2 separate regions of the Homo sapiens genome follow, and region 1 is linked to region 2. The links are chromatin loops, found by intact Hi-C in ENCODE. Cell type or tissue: heart right ventricle. All regions are shown on one strand. Each heading gives the region's core, and the rest is flanking DNA. Links, peaks and the distances in the headings are about the cores only.

Region 1 (8,800 bases), core at 325-8,324, 92 kb after region 2:
ACTCCATCTCAAAAAAAAAAAAAAATTTATAAGTTTAGAGTAAAAAAGTTACAGTAAGCTAAGGTTAATTTATTATTGATGAAAGTTTTTTAATAAATTTAGTGTAGCCTAAGTGTACAGTGTTTATTAAAGTCTACAGTAGTGTACAGTGGTGTCCTAGGCCTTCACATTCACTCACCCTCACTCACTGACTCACCCAGAGCAACTTCCAGTCCTGCAGACTCCATTCATGGTAAGTGCCCTGTAGAGGTATACTATTTTTTATCTTTTATACTGTATTTTTACCATACCTTTTCTATGTTTAGACACACAAATACTTAGCATTATGTTACAATTGCCAACAATATTCAGTACAGTAACATGCTGTACAGGTTTGTAGCCTAGGAGCAACAGGCCATACCATATAGCCTAGGTGGGTCATAGACTATATACTGTCTAGGTTTGTGTGAGTATGCTCTATGATGTTCCCATGACAAAAAAATTGCCTAAAGACACATCTCTCAGAACATATCCCCGTCAAGTGACACATAGTTGTATGTCCAAGAGTAGAACTGCTGAGTCATAGGGTTTGGTAACCTTAATTTGACCAGCCCCAAATTATACTACATAATAGATACTCCCCTCTAAACACCCACTGGCAATGCACAAGGGTGCCTGTTTCCTCTCATTCCTGTGAACACTTGGTATTATCCAGCTTTCTACTCTTTGCCAGTCAAATAGGTATATTTTAATTTGGTTTTGTCTGATTACAAAGGATTTTCACATGCCTGATATTTTCTGGGTTTCCTCATCTATTCATTGCCTGTTTATATCTTGTCTGTGTTTCTATTGGGATTACTATAGTGACTTGTTAATTCGCACTAGTTCTTATGTTCTAGATATAATCCCTTGTTGAATTTTAGACATTGCAGGTATGTTCTATTTTATTACATATTCATTGAACAGAAATTCCTGGTGTAATCAAATTAAGAAGTTTTTATCTTACGACCTATGCTCTTGAAGTCTGGTTTTTAAAAACCTTTCTTGTTACTTGGTCTCCATTTTCTTTTGTTAATTGTATAATTATGTTTTACATTTCAGCTTTATCCATCTGGAGTCCCTTACATGTGTTGTTTGGTGTGAGGATCTGGTTTTATTTTTCTCCAACAGTGTGTACTTAATCTGTTATTCTCCATTGATTTGTGATGTTACCTTTATCATATATTAAGTCCCCATATATTCATGAGAATGGCTTTGAACTCTATTCTGATACTTGTTTTTCCACAACCACTTGATTCTTTTAGAATGTATTTTCCATAGTGAAGACCCAGTTTCTTCTAAATCTCAAGGAACTAGTTTATGCATGTGTTATACCAGGATAGCCTTTTTGTGTGCATAACTGTTTAGGCATTTCAGCCCACAGTGATCCTGTCCTCCTTTGAACTCATAGTGTTCATTCTCTACTACACTCACCTCACTTCTCTTAAAATTTTCTATTAACTTGTATTCGTTTCCTGTGTTATTACTTAACTTTTCACATATTTATATGTTGTACTTCAACTAGATTATAAACTTCTAAAAGGCAAGGATTGCTTCCATGTCTTTAAATCTCCCATGGTAGCTGTAGCTAGCACAGGACTTAAAATCATTATCATAAGCATGATTTAGTGAGCAATTATTAAACTCTTTATTGATACTTTTGATGTGATGAATGCATGTCTTAACATAATTTTAAGCACATAAAGGCAATGACCGATTTTTGAAGGATATAGGACAAATATGCAGTTTCTACATGTACAAATTGAACATAGCCATACCCCCTGCATTTTTCTAATAACTAGACTTTGTCACATATTACTTCCTCTATTTCTTAAAAGGTTTTAGTTTACTAATTTTTTCGTTCCTTCTTTAGTAATTGCATTTTTTTTTTTAGGTTTCCTTAATAAACCCTGTGAAAAGCAATGTGCTAAATAAATTATATGCAGGGCAAAGCAATACATTATAATTAGGCATTCCATTATTGAATTGATGCCTCTGGCTTCTCATGGTCTCTGTCTAATCCTGAAACAAATTCTTTTTGTGGACAAATATTAGCCTATAATAATTATTCATCTAAGCTAACGCTTTTCATTAAATCTCCTTCTGATTAAGATAGCTCCATAAGTACAGACTGATTTAATTTAACATGATTTATCCACTTGTGTATCAAGGTCTGGTGGAAATTGTTTTTAACACCAGAGGATTGTGAATATTAAGATCATCTTTATATTAACAGATCTCTCAGGTATTTAAGACCTTGTTGTTTGAATAGTTATATAAGCCTAGGTCTGATGTCACTCTGCTAAATTCAAGAGTATCACAAGTGCTGTAACAGGCTGTCATTAAAAACAATATGGATTCTGTTTTATATTATAATGTTGGAGCTTAGAGTTAGTACATTCTTGTGTTACTTGGGTTTGGGAATCAATTTTCATTCCAGCTGGTTGGTCCAACACATTTAATGTCTTTTCTGTTTTACCAGAAGTTCAGTGTTATTAAAAACAAGTAAATCATAGATATATATTCTGAATTAAGGGTCTCCACGGACATGAATATAACTTTTTAAAAAATTTCTTGGACTTAACTGTTATTATTTCCTCACCTGTTACCATCCTTGTGCTTTTCTTCAGTTTTTTTAATGCTGGCTATGTAATAGATACCAAACACTGAGTTTAATTTTGTTTTTTTTTCACTTCTTCCTTGATCATCTTTCCCCCAATATTCCTCCCTTAATTTGTTAAATTCTGGCTTCACCACTGCTCTTCTACTTTTAGCTTTTTTTTTTTTTTCCTATCAGTAGTCAACAGACTCATTAGCATTTTTCTTCTGGCCTTTTTGTCCATTTTTTTTCTTTTTGGTCCTTTTATAGTCTTTCCTGCTTCATTATATATGCATGAGAAAGTTTGCATTGCTCTATGTGAACATGATAAAGCTACATGAATTAATTCTATGAAACCAAAGCATATATTCTAATTTGCTGCAACCAAAAATTCTTGAAAATAAACTATATAATGTCCTAATTATAATTTAGCTCCAGTTTTAGGAAATCCCAGAGAACAGAGAGTGTGTGTGTATACACTCACACTTTCAGTTGAGGGTGAAAGAGAGTGCCATGAAAGCAAAAGGAAAGGCATTCTAGCATGTGGAACTTTCTGAGGTCCCATTTCCAGCCGTATCCTCTTTATTTTCAGGTTTCTAAGAGTTGTTAACTGTTCTTTCTCTCTCCCCCTGACTCTGCTCTGCCCCATGTGTGCTGTTCTCAGAAGACAGTGGTGTGTATGGTAGGACCCTGAGTCAGTAGGCTGAAGACTTACAGAAAGAAGGTACCTTGGAGTCAGGACTGGAAGCTGAGGGATAACAGGCCAAGTCAGGCTGAGATTCTTAACTGGTCTGGGCTCTGGGCATAGCAGCAAAGAAGAGCTTACTTCATCTGGGTCAGCTGAGGGAAGTGGTTCATGAACCGCTTAGCAGACCACTTGAACTAATAGGAGGAGGATGACGCAGAACTCAAGTGAAGTACTGTGGTCATTTGCAGAAGAGTTTCTCCTGGGAGGAGGTCAGAGTAGAAATGGGCGTATCATGCCCATAAGGCAGCAATTACTGTTTTCAGAGCCGTGTCTGCACTGATGGAAATGCCAGCTCTGTGAAATTTTTTTCAAGCTGGTGGGACTCCCATGTGTCCTGTGGATAGAAAGAAAAAAAATAGCACAGTAGAAAATGAAGCTTTCTTTTCTGTGAGGAAAAGACTTTCTGTGAGGAGGTTGGTGGTTCTATTTAAAGACACAGTCTTGAGAGTTGATTAGGAAACAAGTACTTCTACAGTAATACCTTAATTAATGAAGAGGCTATATTCGGGAATGTTTAATGAAGTTTCTGTTGTTATCAGAGAGAAAATGAAGCAAGCACAGGGGATTGCATTCCAGAATGTCAGGAAAGAATTTCAGTTTAAAAACAACACTGTATGTTTAACATCGTCAAATATGCCATAACTAAAGAGTATTTATATCACGGTTTGAAGGGAGAGGGAGAGAGGAGCATATCAAACTAACATAAGCTCCTTAAACCTATAAAAGGCACCTATCATCATTGAAGAGGTCTCTAGCTTCCTGTCCTTGTGGCGCCCTGTGCCTATTCAGATGTTGGTCATTTAGTGCTGTTGACCTACTGTTAACACCACATACATGTGACCTTGACTTCCCAGTATATCCTCTGAAACATTATTATCTCAGCTTGCCTGACAACTCATGAAGAACCCCAGTGCTTTAACAATAATATAGTGATTGCACAGATTGCAAGTAGCAGAACTACAGAGTATCTAAGGCTTGGCAAAGAATGTCTCATGTCCAGAACAGAAGCACAAATTCCTGTCTGCCTTCTCTGCTATGGTCTGAGGGATCATTAATCACAATTACTTTCCAGCGACAGTCTCTCATAATGCACCTTTCTACTGCAGGCTGTTAGGGAAGGCTCTATTCTTAGGCTCTCTGCCAAGAAGTACCCCAGAGACAGAAGCTCAGCTCAGTTTCCCCTTTTCTGCTTATTCAATTTATATATTTCCTGAGCTCACTGAAGCAGCACAGGAATACACCAATGAATAAAATAAACAAAAATTTAGACAATAAGTACGTAAAATTTATAGTATGTCAGATGATGGGGCTTACAGAGAAAATAAATCAAGGAAGAGGGAAGACTGAAGTAGGGTAGTCAGGGCTCCCCTGAAAAGAGGAATTTGGGGGAAGAGGATCCCTAGTAGAAGGAACAATAACGTGCCTGAGATGAGAATGTGCCTAGTGTGTTCAAAGAAGAACAAGAGATGCAGTGTGGCTAGACCAGATCAAGTCACATGAGCAGTAGCAGAGAATGAGGGCAGAAAGGTAAATGTTTGCCAGATAGGCCACCATGGGAGTTTGGTGTTCTCTCTGAGATGGGCAGCCACTGGGGAGAAGGGGTGAAGGGGGAGGGGTTATAAGATTGTGACTGACATTATTAAAGGATTACTCTGGCTGTAATGTTAAGAAAAATCTGTAGGTCGGGCAGGTGGGCAAACAGAGAAACCAATTAGAAAGTTATTTGTAATAATGCAGGAAAGAGAAGTGGAGAGTGAGGTAAAATTAGTGAGGTTGCAAAAAATGGCTGGATTCTAGATACATTTTAAGGTGGAAGTGTAGGGGTGGGTTGCCCCTACACACCTGTGGGTGTTTCTCGTAAGGTGGGACGAGAGATTTGGAAAAGAAAAAGACACAGAGACAAAGTATAGAGAAAGAAATAAGGGGAACCGGGGAACCAGCGTTCAGCATATGGAGGATCCCGCCAGCCTCTGAGTTCCCCTAGTATTTATTCATCATCTGTGGGTGTTTCTCGAAGAGGGGGATGTGTCAGGGTCACAAGACAATTGTGGGGAGAGGGTCAGCAGACAAACATGTGAACAAAGGTCTTTGCATCATAGACAATGTAAAGGATTAAGTGCTGTGCTTTTAGATATGCATACACATAAACATCTCAATGCTTTACAAAGCAGTATTGCTGCCCACAGGTCCCACCTCCAGCCCTAAGGCGGTTTTTCCCTATCTCAGTAGATGGAGCATACAATCGGGTTTTATACCGAGACATTCCATTGCCCAGGGACGGGCAGGAGACAGATGCCTTCCTCTTGTCTCAACTGCAAGAGGCATTCCTTCCTCTTTTACTAATCCTCCTCAGCACAGACCCTTTACGGGTGTCGGGCTGGGGGACGGTCAGGTCTTTCCCTTCCCACGAGGCCATATTTCAGACTATCACATGGGGAGAAACCTTGGACAATACCTGGCTTTCCTAGGCAGAGGTCCCTGCGGCCTTCCGCAGTTTTTGTGTCCCTGGGTACTTGAGATTAGGGAGTGGTGATGACTCTTAAGGAGCATGCTGCCTTCAAGCATCTGTTTAACAAAGCACATCTTGCACCGCCCTTAATCCATTTAACTCTGAGTTGACACAGCACACGTTTCAGAGAGCACGGGGTTGGGGGTAAGGTTATAGATTAACAGAATCTCAAGGCAGAAGAATTTTTCTTAGTACATAACAAAATGGAGTCTCCTATGTCTACTTCTTTCTACACAGACACAGTAACAATCTGATCTCTCTTGCTTTTCCCCACATGGAAGCAATAGGATTTTTTGATGGGTCGGGTGTGGAGTATAAGAAAATGAGAGGGAACTAGTGTGACTGCAAGGTTCTTGGCCTCAACTGAAGGAAAGGCAGTTTTGCCTTTTAACTGCAACAAAGACTGTGGTAAGTACAGGTTTTGGGGGAAAGGCCAAAAAGCAGTTCCATTTAAGCCATGTTAAGTTTGAGCTACTTATTAGATATCCATAGGGAGTTATGAAATTAGTAAATATGTGAGTCTAGAAAGGAGAGAGGCAGGAGATACACATTTGGTAGGCATGACCACATATGATATTTAAAGCTGCAAGACTGAAAGAGATCACCTAAGGAATGAGTGTGGATGGAGAAGAGTAAGATCCCAGCCTAGTTAATAGTAGGCAGTACAATATTAGGGATCGGAGAACCAGGCCATCCACAAAGAAGACTTCAGAGTGGCCTGTGAAGTTGGGGAAAAGCCAAGAGAGTAAGGTGACCAGGAAGCCAAGAGGGAGGGAGGCATTGGATTTGGTACATAAAGGTCACCGAGGACAGTTCTGGTGGAATGATGAGGGCAGAAGCTTCATTGGCATGGGTTCGAGAGAGAAATGAAAGAGGATTGAAGACAGTGAGTATAGACAGCTCAGGAAGTTTAGCTGTGTAAGTGAACACAGAGATGAGTGGTCACTAGAAGGAGAGGTGAGCCAAGAGGGAATGATGGGAGAAGTTATAATATGTTGATGGTCAAGATAGAATGACTGATTAAAGGGGAATTGCTGGGGCTCTGTTCCTGAGTAGGCAAGAGCAGGTGAGATAGAAGACATAGGTGGAGGGATTGGCCCTAAATACATGCGTGGACAGATCCTCCTTATGAAAAAAAGAAGGCAAAGTGTATGAACTCACACAGTAGTAGGAGAGTATATAGGGTGGTACGAGTTGTGCAAATTTCTTTTGATTGATTTTCTCAGTGAAATAGGATGAGAATGAAGGATAGTGAGGAAGTTATTGGAAGTTTTTGAGAAAAGCAAAGTCATGAAGTCCTCAAATCCAAGCAACTGGGACACAGAATGGACTAAGGAAATATGTATGTTGAGCAGTACTAAGGAGCTGCTTTTGGCCAGTGATCAGGAATTTACCAAGGACTCCCACTAGCCTTCATTCCCTGCCGAAAAACTTAAATACTTCCACCAAAACTTGTGCCTAATAGGCTCAAATAAGTTTCTGGGAGAAAAGAGACACCACATATCAAAAAGTCTTTCTCCATAAGACTTATGTAAATGTGTAAAGTGAAAGGAAATAAAGCCTTAGGAACTGGGCATTCAAATCTAGTTTGGCTTATGCACTTTGAGTCTGTGGTAAGGAATTTATCTGGGAAAGGTACATTATATACTGCAAAAAACACATCAAGAGTACTAAATCAGATTACTTGCCGGTTACGTCTTCAGACTGATTGAATGATCAAGACTTATGACATCTATTCACATTGGAGTATAATCAGTGAATTGATCAGCTTGTGTAAGGGATTGAAATGAGACCCTTCCCTACCTTGGAAATGGGTAGAGGGCACTAGACAGAGGGAGAGTTGTGGTCTCCACTGAGTTAGTCTTCACAGTTTACCCAGGCCAGTTTCATCTATAAGAACTGTGCATGTGTAATTAGAAGCTACTCAAAGGTGATTTTGACACAAGCTGTCACACCATGTGCACAGCTGATAGGGAATGTTGCTGTTGAATTGCAATGGTAAGTGAACGGTTTTTTTGTTGTTGTATTTTGGTTGCTGGTGGAGGGAGTACTTAGCAGGAGAAAGTTGAAATGGATGTTTAAACCAGTTTCCAAATGTGTTGAGTTTCTGAATCATAGTATTGATTAAAAGCAAAAATACATCCTTCAAATCTGAATCAAACAGATTAGATGCCATACTGTCATTGTAATATTTGCTCTGAGTTTTACAGGAGGAATTGAAGGGTGCAAGAGTGTGTGTATGTGTTTGTTTTGTTTGATACACCTAAGCCCTGCTACTACTGTAGTAATCTAATAAATTAGAGCTATATGCTTCTAAAATATTGATTGCAAGACACATTGTCACTTTTCTTCTAATATTTTTATTGTTTTCTCTGTGAATTCTAATTGAACTATTTGTAACTGCTTCAGAAATATGTTGATGTAACCTTTTTCCTTTCTAGATAGTAGCAAGAAAACATGGTAGTTATTATTTGTGACCCTGAAGGAAATTAACGTCCTAGAAATTTTTAAATGTCAGCTTGCACTTAAAGTGATCCCTTAATTAGGGAATTATATCTTGCATTAACCAGGAAAGGAAAAAGGATGCAAAATAACAATGAAAAGCTTGTCGGATATGTTAATGCTTATTTGAATGAATAGGAAAAGATCCTGTTTCAAATAAAATGCTAATACCAAAAAAAAAAAATTGAAATCATACATGTGAATAAATTTGTTTCAAACTCTAAATAATGTTTTCTAACATTTTGGTTTGACAAGAATCCACGCAGCCTTTTAGAAAGCTCTGTTTAGACTATAGCACATATTACAGATTTGTGATATCACTTAAATTTTTTTAGGGGAAATATTTGAGACGCCTTAAAAAAACAGCTTTTAGAGGTAGAATTTACTTGCTGTAAAATGTACTCATTTTAAGTGTACAGTTAGA
Region 2 (8,800 bases), core at 461-8,460:
CAACCCCCTTTGGATCCCCTCCCATTGTATGGGAGCTTTGTTTTCACTCTATTAAATCTTGCAACTGCACACTCTTCTGGTCCATGTTTGTTAGGGCTCAAGCTGAGCTTTCACTCGCCGTCCACCACTGCTGAACGTCGCCGTCGCAGACCCGCCATTGACTTTCACCGCTCTGGATCCGGCAAGGTGTCTGCTGCGCTTCTGATGCAGCAAGGCGCCCATTGCCGCTCCTGATCAGGCTAGAGGCTTGCCATTGTTTCTGCGCGGCTAAGTGCATGCATTCATCCTAGTAGAGCTGAACACTAGTCGCTGGGTTCCACGGTTCTGTTCTGTGACCCACGGCTTCTAACAGAGCTATAACACTCCCCTCGTGGCCCAAGGTTCCATTCCTTGGAATCCTTGAGGCCAAGAACCCCAGGTCAGAGAGCAAAAGGCTTGCTGCTATCTTGGGAGCAGCCTGCCATCATCTTGAGAGCTCTAAGAACAAAGACCCACCAGTAACATCTGGTGGCCTGTACAGGGATTCTCCAAAGCCCTGAGTAATACTGGACCACTTTGACTTGCTATTCTGTCCTATCCTTCCTTAGAATCAGAGGAAAATACTGGGCAGCTGTTGACCATTTAAAAATGATTAGCATGGCTGCTGGACTTAAGACTCAGGTGTGAGGCTTTCTGGGAAAAGGCGAACAGCCCCCATCTGAGTTGGGAGCATTGGTCTGCCTGGAACCAGCTTCCGCTTTTACAATTTTCCTGGGGAAGCTGAGGGCCGACTAGAAGCAGAAAACTGTCATCCTGAATTCCCGGCATTGGCCAGTCGAGATCATGGTGCAGCCAGAAGTCTCTACTCCACAGTCGCCCATGCAGGCACCCCTACCTCTCCTTTTGACCCATACCTCCTGGGTCCCAACCACCACTTTCTTGAAAGTGTAGCCCCAAAATTCTCCTTACCTCTGAATCTACTTCCTCCAGTCCCTGCCTCCTAGGTACTAATGCTTCAGACTTTCACTCCCTCTCCCAGGTATTAGAGCAAGTTGTATCTCCAAAGGGATCTAGAGAAGCTCTACACTGCATCCTTAGGCACCTAGGCTATGAACCCAGGGAGTCTTGCCCCTGGTGTCTCTCCCAATTTAGGTATACAGCCCTCGACGTGGGTAGTTAGGTGGGACCCGTTCCTCACCACCCTTGCCAGGGCCCCAAATTTGTAAATGGCTAGGAGGATTGCTCTCCCATTGTGTAAGATGCTCTCCTCCCCCAATTTCTACCCAGCTTACCCCCACCTGCAATGCAATCTCCAAGCCTCAGCTCCTTGGCCAGGGCCTTAGAACTGGTAACCCAGTACTTTAACAACTGGAACTGGGTCTACAACAACATAATAGATCAGGATGAAAGCAAATTGAATAAATTAAAGGGAGGAGCATATTCCTATAGTGGCAAATGGGGGCAACGAGCAAATGTCCTTCTGCTGTGTTCCCAAAATCCATCTACCAAAGGGAAGGGAGAAAGAGAGGGGAAAAAGAGAGAAAGAGGTAGAGAAACAAAGGGAGTCAGAGAGAGACAGAAAGTCAGAGAGAGAAAGAAAGAGAAGTAGTAAAGAAAAAAGTGTACCCTATTCCTTTAAAAGCCAGGGTAAATTTAAAACCTATAATTGATAATTGAAGATCCTCTCCGTGACCCTGTAACACTCCAATACCACCTTGTTATCAGTGTAAACAAGGGTGTAGCCAAAAGCGCTGAGGCCACTGACAACCCGTAGCCTTCCTATCAAAAATCCTTAACCCAATAACCCACAGATGGCTCAAATGCATTCAATCTGTAGCAGCAACTGCTTTGCTAGCAGAAGAAAGTAGAAGAATAACTTTAGAGGAAACCTCATTATGAGCATACCTCACCAGTTCAGAAATACCCTAAGTAAAAAAGGCAAAAAGGTAGCTTACTGACTCAAAAATCTTAAAGTATCGGGCTGTTCTTTAGAAAAAGATGATTTAACATTAACCACTGAAAATTCCCTTAACCCAGCAGATTTCCTAACGGGATTTAAATCTTATTACTATACAAAGTTCTAACCAGACCTAGGAGGAACTTCCTTGAGGACAGGACAATAAATAGTTCCTCCCGGGTGATTGAGGGAAAAAAACACAATGGGTATTCAGTAATTGATAGGAAAACTCTTGTAGAAGCAGAGTTAGAAAAATTGTCTAATAATTGGTCTGCTCAAACGTGCGAGCTGTTTGCACTCAGCCAAGCCTTAAAGTACTTACAGAACCAGGAAGGAACCATCTATACCAATTCTAAGTTAATTTAGACTAAACAAAGTCTTAGTAATAGCAAAGGACCTAAAAGCCCAAGGCCATGCAATAGCCCCTGCAGTACTCCAATTTTAGGAGTGCAGAAGCCCAACGGACAGTGGAGGTTAGTGCAAGATCTCAGGATTATCAATGAGGCCGTTGTCCCTCTATACCCAGCTGTACCTAACCCTTATACTCTACTTTCCCAAATACCAGAGGAAGCAGAATGGTTTACAGTCCTGGACCTTAAGGATGCCTTTTTCTGTATCCCTGTACATCCTGACTCTCAATTCTTGTTTGCCTTTGATGATCCTTCGAACCAACATCTCAACTCACCTGGACTGTTTTACCCCAAGGGTTCAGGGCTAGCCCCCATCTATTTGGCCAGGCATTAGCCCAAGACTTGAGTCAGTTCTCATACTTGGACACTCTTGTCCTTTGGTATGTGGATGATTTAGTTTTAGCCACCTGTTCAGAAACCTTGTGCCATTAAGCCACCCAAACACTCTTAAAGTTCCTCGCCACCTGTGGCTACAAGGTTTCCAAACCAAAGGCTTACCTCTACTCACAGCAGGTTAAATACTTAGGGCTAAAATTATCCAAAGGCACCTGGGCCCTCACTGAGGAACACATCCAGCTTATACTGGCTTATGCTCATCCCAAAACCCTACTAACTGTTGGATGTGCCTCACCCTGCACTTCAGGCCATACATTTCAATCCCTGTATCTTTAACCTCCTTGTTAAGTTTGTCTCTTCCAGAATTGATGCTGTAAAACTACAAATCGTTCTTTAAATGGAGCCCCAGATGCAGTCCATGACTAAGATCTACCGTGGACCCCTGGACCGGCCTGCTAGCCCATGCTCTGATGTTGATGACATCAAAGGCTCCCCTACCGAGGAAATCTCAACTGCACAACCCCTACTATGCCCCAGTTCAGCAGGAAGCAGTTAGAGTGGTCGTCAGCCAACCTCCCCAACAGCACTTGGGTTTTCCTGTTGAGAGGGGGGACTGAGAGACAGGACTAGCTGGATTTCCTAGGCCGACTAAGAATTCCTAAGCCTAGCTGGGGAAGGTGACCTCACCCACCTTTAAACATGGGGCTTGTAACTCAGCTCACACCTGACCAGTCAGGTAGTAAAGAGAGCTCACTAAAATGCCCATTAGGCTAAAAGCAGGAGGTAAAGAAATAGTCAATCATCTATCACCTGAGAGCACCCGGGGAGGGACAGTGATCAGGATATAAACCCAGGCATTCGAACCAGCAGTGGCAAGCACCTTTGGGTCCCCTCCCGTTGTATGGGAGCTTTGGTTTCACTCTGTTAAATCTTGGAACCACACACTCTTCTGGTCCACGTTTGTTACTGTTCGAGCTGAGCTTTTGCTCACCATCCACCACTGCTGAATGCCACCTTCTCAGACTGGCCATTGACTTTCACCCCTCTGGATCTGGCACCGTGTCCGCTGCGCTTCTGATCCGGGGAGGTGCCCATTGCCGCTCCCGATCAGGTAGAGGCTCGCCATTGTTTCTGTGCGGCTAAGTGCGCGGGTTTGTCCTACTCGAGCTGAACACTTGTCTCTGGGTTCCACAGTTCTCTTCCGGGACCCACAGCTTCTAATGGAGTTGTAACACTCACCGCATGGCCCAAGGTTCCATTCCTTGGAATCCGTGAGGCCAAGAACCCCCCAGGTCAGAGAGCAAAAGGCTTGCTGCCATCTTGGGAGCGGCCCACCACCATCTTGGGAGTTCTAAGAACAAACACCTGCCAGTAACAGTAAGATAAGAAAGACATAAGGCTATCTCACTAAGTTTGTATAAATTCTAAAATTCAGAATAAGTTTTGTATGAGGTATTAAAAATTTAGTTTATAATTGTAACATCTTTATTTTATAGGCTATTTAAAAATAGGTGTATATTTAACTACAGATGTAATACATGGCTTGAAAAGGAAGCGTAGTGTAACATTTCAGACTGAGTGTGGACTCTGACACCAAGTTACCTGGCTTAAAGTTCCAGTTTTGTTATTTACTAGCTGTGTAGCCTTAAGTAAGTTCCTTAACCCCTTGCTGCCTCAGTATCGTTATATGTAAAATTAAGGTAATGAAAATACCTACATTATGAGATTGCTGTGACTGGTGAACAGGTCGGCATGTAAAATATATGAAACAGTGCCTGAAATATTTTAAAAGCTATATACATTTTAGGTGTTACTATAGTTGAAATAATCCAGAAAATTAGAATTCCCCGTATTATAAGAGAATAGTAAATATTGTCAGATTTTTATATACATAGCATAATTTTTTAAAAATTTATTTAAAAATCTACAAACAGTAAAGTTCACTTTTTTAAAAAATATACTTTCTATGGATTTTCACAAATGTGTATAGTCTTGTGACTGTCAGAGATGTGTGAACTGGAACAAATCCATCTTAAATAGGAGCTGGGTAAAATGAGGCTGAAACCTACTGGGCTACATTTTCAGACAGTTAAGGCATTCTGAGTCACAGGATGAGATAGGAGGTCACCACAAAATTCGGGTCATAAAGACCTTGCTGATAAAACAGGTTGCAGTTAAGGAGCTGGCCAAAACCCACCAAAACCAAGATGGCGACAAGAGTGACCTTTGGTGGTCCTCACTGCTACACTTCCACCAGCACCATGACAGTTTACAAATGCCAGGGCAATGTCAAGAAGTTACCCTATAAGGTCTAAAAAGGGAATGCATGAATAATCCATCCCTTGTTTAGCATATCATCAAGAAATAACCATAAAAATGGGCAACCAGCAGCCCTCAGGGCTGCTCTGTCTGTGGAGTAGCCATTCTTTTATTCCTTTACTTTCTTAATAAACTTGGTTTCAGGTTGCACCGTGGACTCACCCTGAATTCTTTCTTGGGCGAGATCCAAGAACTCTCTTTTGGGGTCTGGATCAGGACAGCTTTGCTGTAATGTGACCTAACTAGGAAATAGAACAGTTTCCTCAACCCCCTAAACTACTTCTTCTTTTTTTTTTTTTTTTTTTTTTTTTTTTTTTTTTGAGAGGGAGTCTCACTCTGTCACCAGGCTGGAGTGCAGTGGCACCATCTTGGCTCACTGCAACCTCTGACTCCAGGTTCAAGCGATTCTTCTACCTCACCCTCCCTAGTAACTGGGATTACAGGCACGCGCCACCATGCCCAGCTAATTTTTGTATTTTTAGTAGAGATGGGGTTTCCTCATGTTGGCCAGGATGGTCTCGATCTCCTGACCTCGTGATCTGCTCCCCTTGGCCTCCCAAAATGCTGGGATTACAGGCATGAGCCACCGCTGGACCAACCCCCTAAACTTATATTGTGTTGTTTCTTTGTAGTCAAACCATCTCCCTACTTGTAATCTTTGCCAACCGCTGATCTGTTTCCTTATCCTTTGGGTTTGCCTTGTCTGGAATGTCATATAAATGAAATAATCCAGTAAAAGATTTTAAAATCATATCTTTTGAGTCTGGCCTCTTTCATTCAGCATAATACATTTGAGATTAACTCAACATGTTGCATGGATCAGTAGTTTGTCGTTATTCTGAGTAGTATGCCATTGTGTGGATGTACTACGGTTTTGTTTATCCATTCTCCCTGACTGACATTTGGCTGGTTTCCAGTTTTTGGTAATTATGAATAATGCTGCTGTGAATAATTACGTATAGGTTTTTGTGTGAATATACATTTTCATTTGTCTTGGATATTCAGTAGAATTTCTGGGTTTTATTGTAAGTGTATATTTAGGATTTTAAGAAACTACCAAACTTTTCCAAAGTGGCCATCCCATTTTGCATTCCCACCAGCAATGTTTGCAAGTTCTGGTTGCTGCATATCCTTGTCAGCTCCTGGTATTGTCAGTGGTTTTATTGTTTTAAAATTTTTTTTTTTAGCTATTCCAAATAAGTGTATAGCTAGCATAATTTGGAACCAAGTTTGTCCATCAAACTCTTGAGACTTGGAAGAAGATAAAGAATAGGGCTGGATTAAATGCAGAGTCACATAGGAGCTCATAAGGAAGAGATGGAGAGACCATCAGATTTGTGAGAGCTTTGCAATTTCTGTCATATTCACTGTTGTAATCCCCAGATGACTAACATAGTGCCTGGCACACGGTAATTGGGATATCTTTGTATGTTTATTGAATCATTGAAAATCAACAAATGATTGAAAGGGAAGGAATAGAAGTAGGATAGAAGTAATTTTAGATTAGATTTGGTCTGAGTAATCCCAGTATATTCATGTGACACACACCTTTCTACCTGCTTAAGTCTGAGTTTAGAGACATATTTCAGGGCTAATTTCTGGCCCCTTCGCAGGAGAAAGAGAGCATGATATAGCAGAAGAAGCAGTAAGCAGAAAAGATTTGATGCTACTAATTTGTTGTGTGGATTTAGGAAAGTCTTCTTAACTCTCCTGAGCCTCAGCTTCATCACTGCATAATGAAAATATTTTATTATATGATAGCTAATTTATTTTTTTTCTGTTAATCACATCAAATCAGAAATTGGTGAGGAAGAAGCATGCCAGAGCCTTGATAAGGGAAGCATTATATATGGATACAACGTGAAGTGTAGCTCTGCAGGGAGTTGAGGGGTGAGTGTTAAACAGAGCTAGCTAATCACTAATTGGCAGAAAAAAAAACAGTAGATAGAAAACGGTAGTTACAGGGTTTCAAACAGAGCAGCAGCGTTGCAGGACTGGGGGGCGGGGTGGGTGTATAAAAGGAAGTAGGCATTAACAATACCAAATTAAGATGTTCGTAGGTTTTTTTTTTTTTTCTGGGGAGAAGCTAGCTATAGTGTCATCAACGCAAAGAGGAGGACCTGAGCCTCAGAGAAAACAAAGTTGAGGATAGGTGGTAACACAGACCACTCTAGGCCCCATGTGTGAGCTCTGGGAATTGTTCAGCATGCTGCTTTCCAGTGGCCTTTTTCTCTACCATTATTACTCCGTTACCCCACTTCTTTAAAGTTTAGGTCTAGAGTTTAGCAAAAAGCCAGCTCTTAGTTGATATTTATTCAGTTTGTACTTTGAAGGATTTTGTACACGTACTGTCAAGTATCAGTAGAAATTTAAAAATAGTCGGCTGGGCACAGTGGCTTACGCCTGTAATCCCAGCATTTTGGGAGGCTGAGGCGAGCAGATCATGAGGTCAAGAGAACCAGACCACCCTGGCCAACATGGTGAAACCGTGTCTTTACTAAAAATACAAAAATCAGATGAGTGTGGTGGCGCGTGTCTGTAATCCTGGCTACTCCGGAGGCTGAGGCAGGAGAATCGCTTGAACCCGGGAGGCAGAGCTTGCAGTGAGCCCAGATCGCACCACTGTACTTCAGCCTAGCGACAGAGTGAGACGCAATCTCAAAACAAACAAACAAACAAAAACTTAGTAGTCAGTCTTGATTGTGTGTTTTAAGGGATTTGACCTGTTTTGTTGTTTGTCTGTCTGACATTTTTCAAAAGCACCATGACGTTTGAAAATGTATTCTGTTTCCTGTTGTGATTCTTTTAAAATATTCAGAGGTCTTGATCTCTCAGATACCTTTTTGCTATATAGATTATAAGGCTGTTTTTTTTTCATCGTTTTAATGTTTCTAAAAATTTTATTCTGAGGCAAAACACAGTTTTTCTCTAACATAGTTTAGGTTGTAAAATCAAATGTTTATTCATTTTAGACTGTGTGTTTCCAACAAGCATTTATTTTAAAACATCTGTATGATGTTCTGGCTATGAGGACCCCCTACAGTAATCCTTTGGAAATAGCCAGTGAAGAGTCTAAGTTCTACTTAATCCTTCAACTCATAAAGAGTCAATTAAAGACCAAGTACCCAAGATGTTATTTTCAGATTCTAATATAAAGAATTAATATTTCTGGATTTTAAAAAATTTCAATGTACTCTGCTAACTTGTCATTGTTTTTAGGTGTATAGTAGTCCCCTCCTTAACCACAGTTTTGCTTTCCATGGTTTGAGTTACCCACAGTCAACTGTGGTTTGAATGTTATATGGAAAATTCCAGAAATAAACAACTGATGGGTTTTAAATTTGTGTGCCATTCTGAGTAGCAGGATGAAATCTGATGCCATGCCTCTCTCGTCGCATCCAGGACGTGAATTATCCCTTTGTCCAGTGCATTGATACAATATATGCTATGCTACCTGCCTCTTAGTCCCTTAATAGCAGTTTCGGTGATCAGATTGACTGTCGAGGTATAGCAGTGCTTGTGTTCAAGGAACCTTTATTTTACTTAATACTTTATTAATAATAGTTATTAATCTCTCACCACGCCTAATTTGTAAGTTAAACTTTATCATGGTATGTATGTAATGTATATGTAGGGTTTAGTACTATCTGTGATTCAGGCATCTACTGGGGGTCTTGGAATGGATCCAAAGTGGGGACCGTTGTACTCAACTTAGGAAACTCATCTGTAGTTTTTAGTCAATTGCTTCTACTTCTGGGTAGGAAAAAACTCTGGAATATTTTATGAGTTTGTGTTAGAT

The links. Peaks named below come from ENCODE experiments on the same cell type or tissue, not always from the same donor. Only the 100,000 strongest peaks of a DNase experiment are listed, where the experiment ranks them.
Region 1: it touches region 2 in a loop (10-fold over the local background); 2 of 110 quality-filtered maps call a loop at or near these places.

The regions. Positions count from the first base shown.
Region 1 is chr2:30,608,291-30,617,090 of GRCh38, forward strand. The region is part of intron 5 of LCLAT1 (lysocardiolipin acyltransferase 1); the gene reads left to right. Among named protein-coding and RNA genes, the nearest start is that of LCLAT1, 170 kb to the left of the region's middle. RefSeq lists an enhancer at 4,663-5,660. In heart right ventricle, for the core only: no CTCF peak of the experiment used is centred there; no DNase peak of the experiment used is centred there; H3K27ac peaks cover 1,363 bases.
Region 2 is chr2:30,516,206-30,525,005 of GRCh38, forward strand. All of the region lies in intron 1 of LCLAT1 (lysocardiolipin acyltransferase 1), which reads left to right. Among named protein-coding and RNA genes, the nearest start is that of LCLAT1, 73 kb to the left of the region's middle. RefSeq lists enhancers at 1-191, 192-692. In heart right ventricle, for the core only: no CTCF peak of the experiment used is centred there; no DNase peak of the experiment used is centred there; H3K27ac peaks cover 887 bases.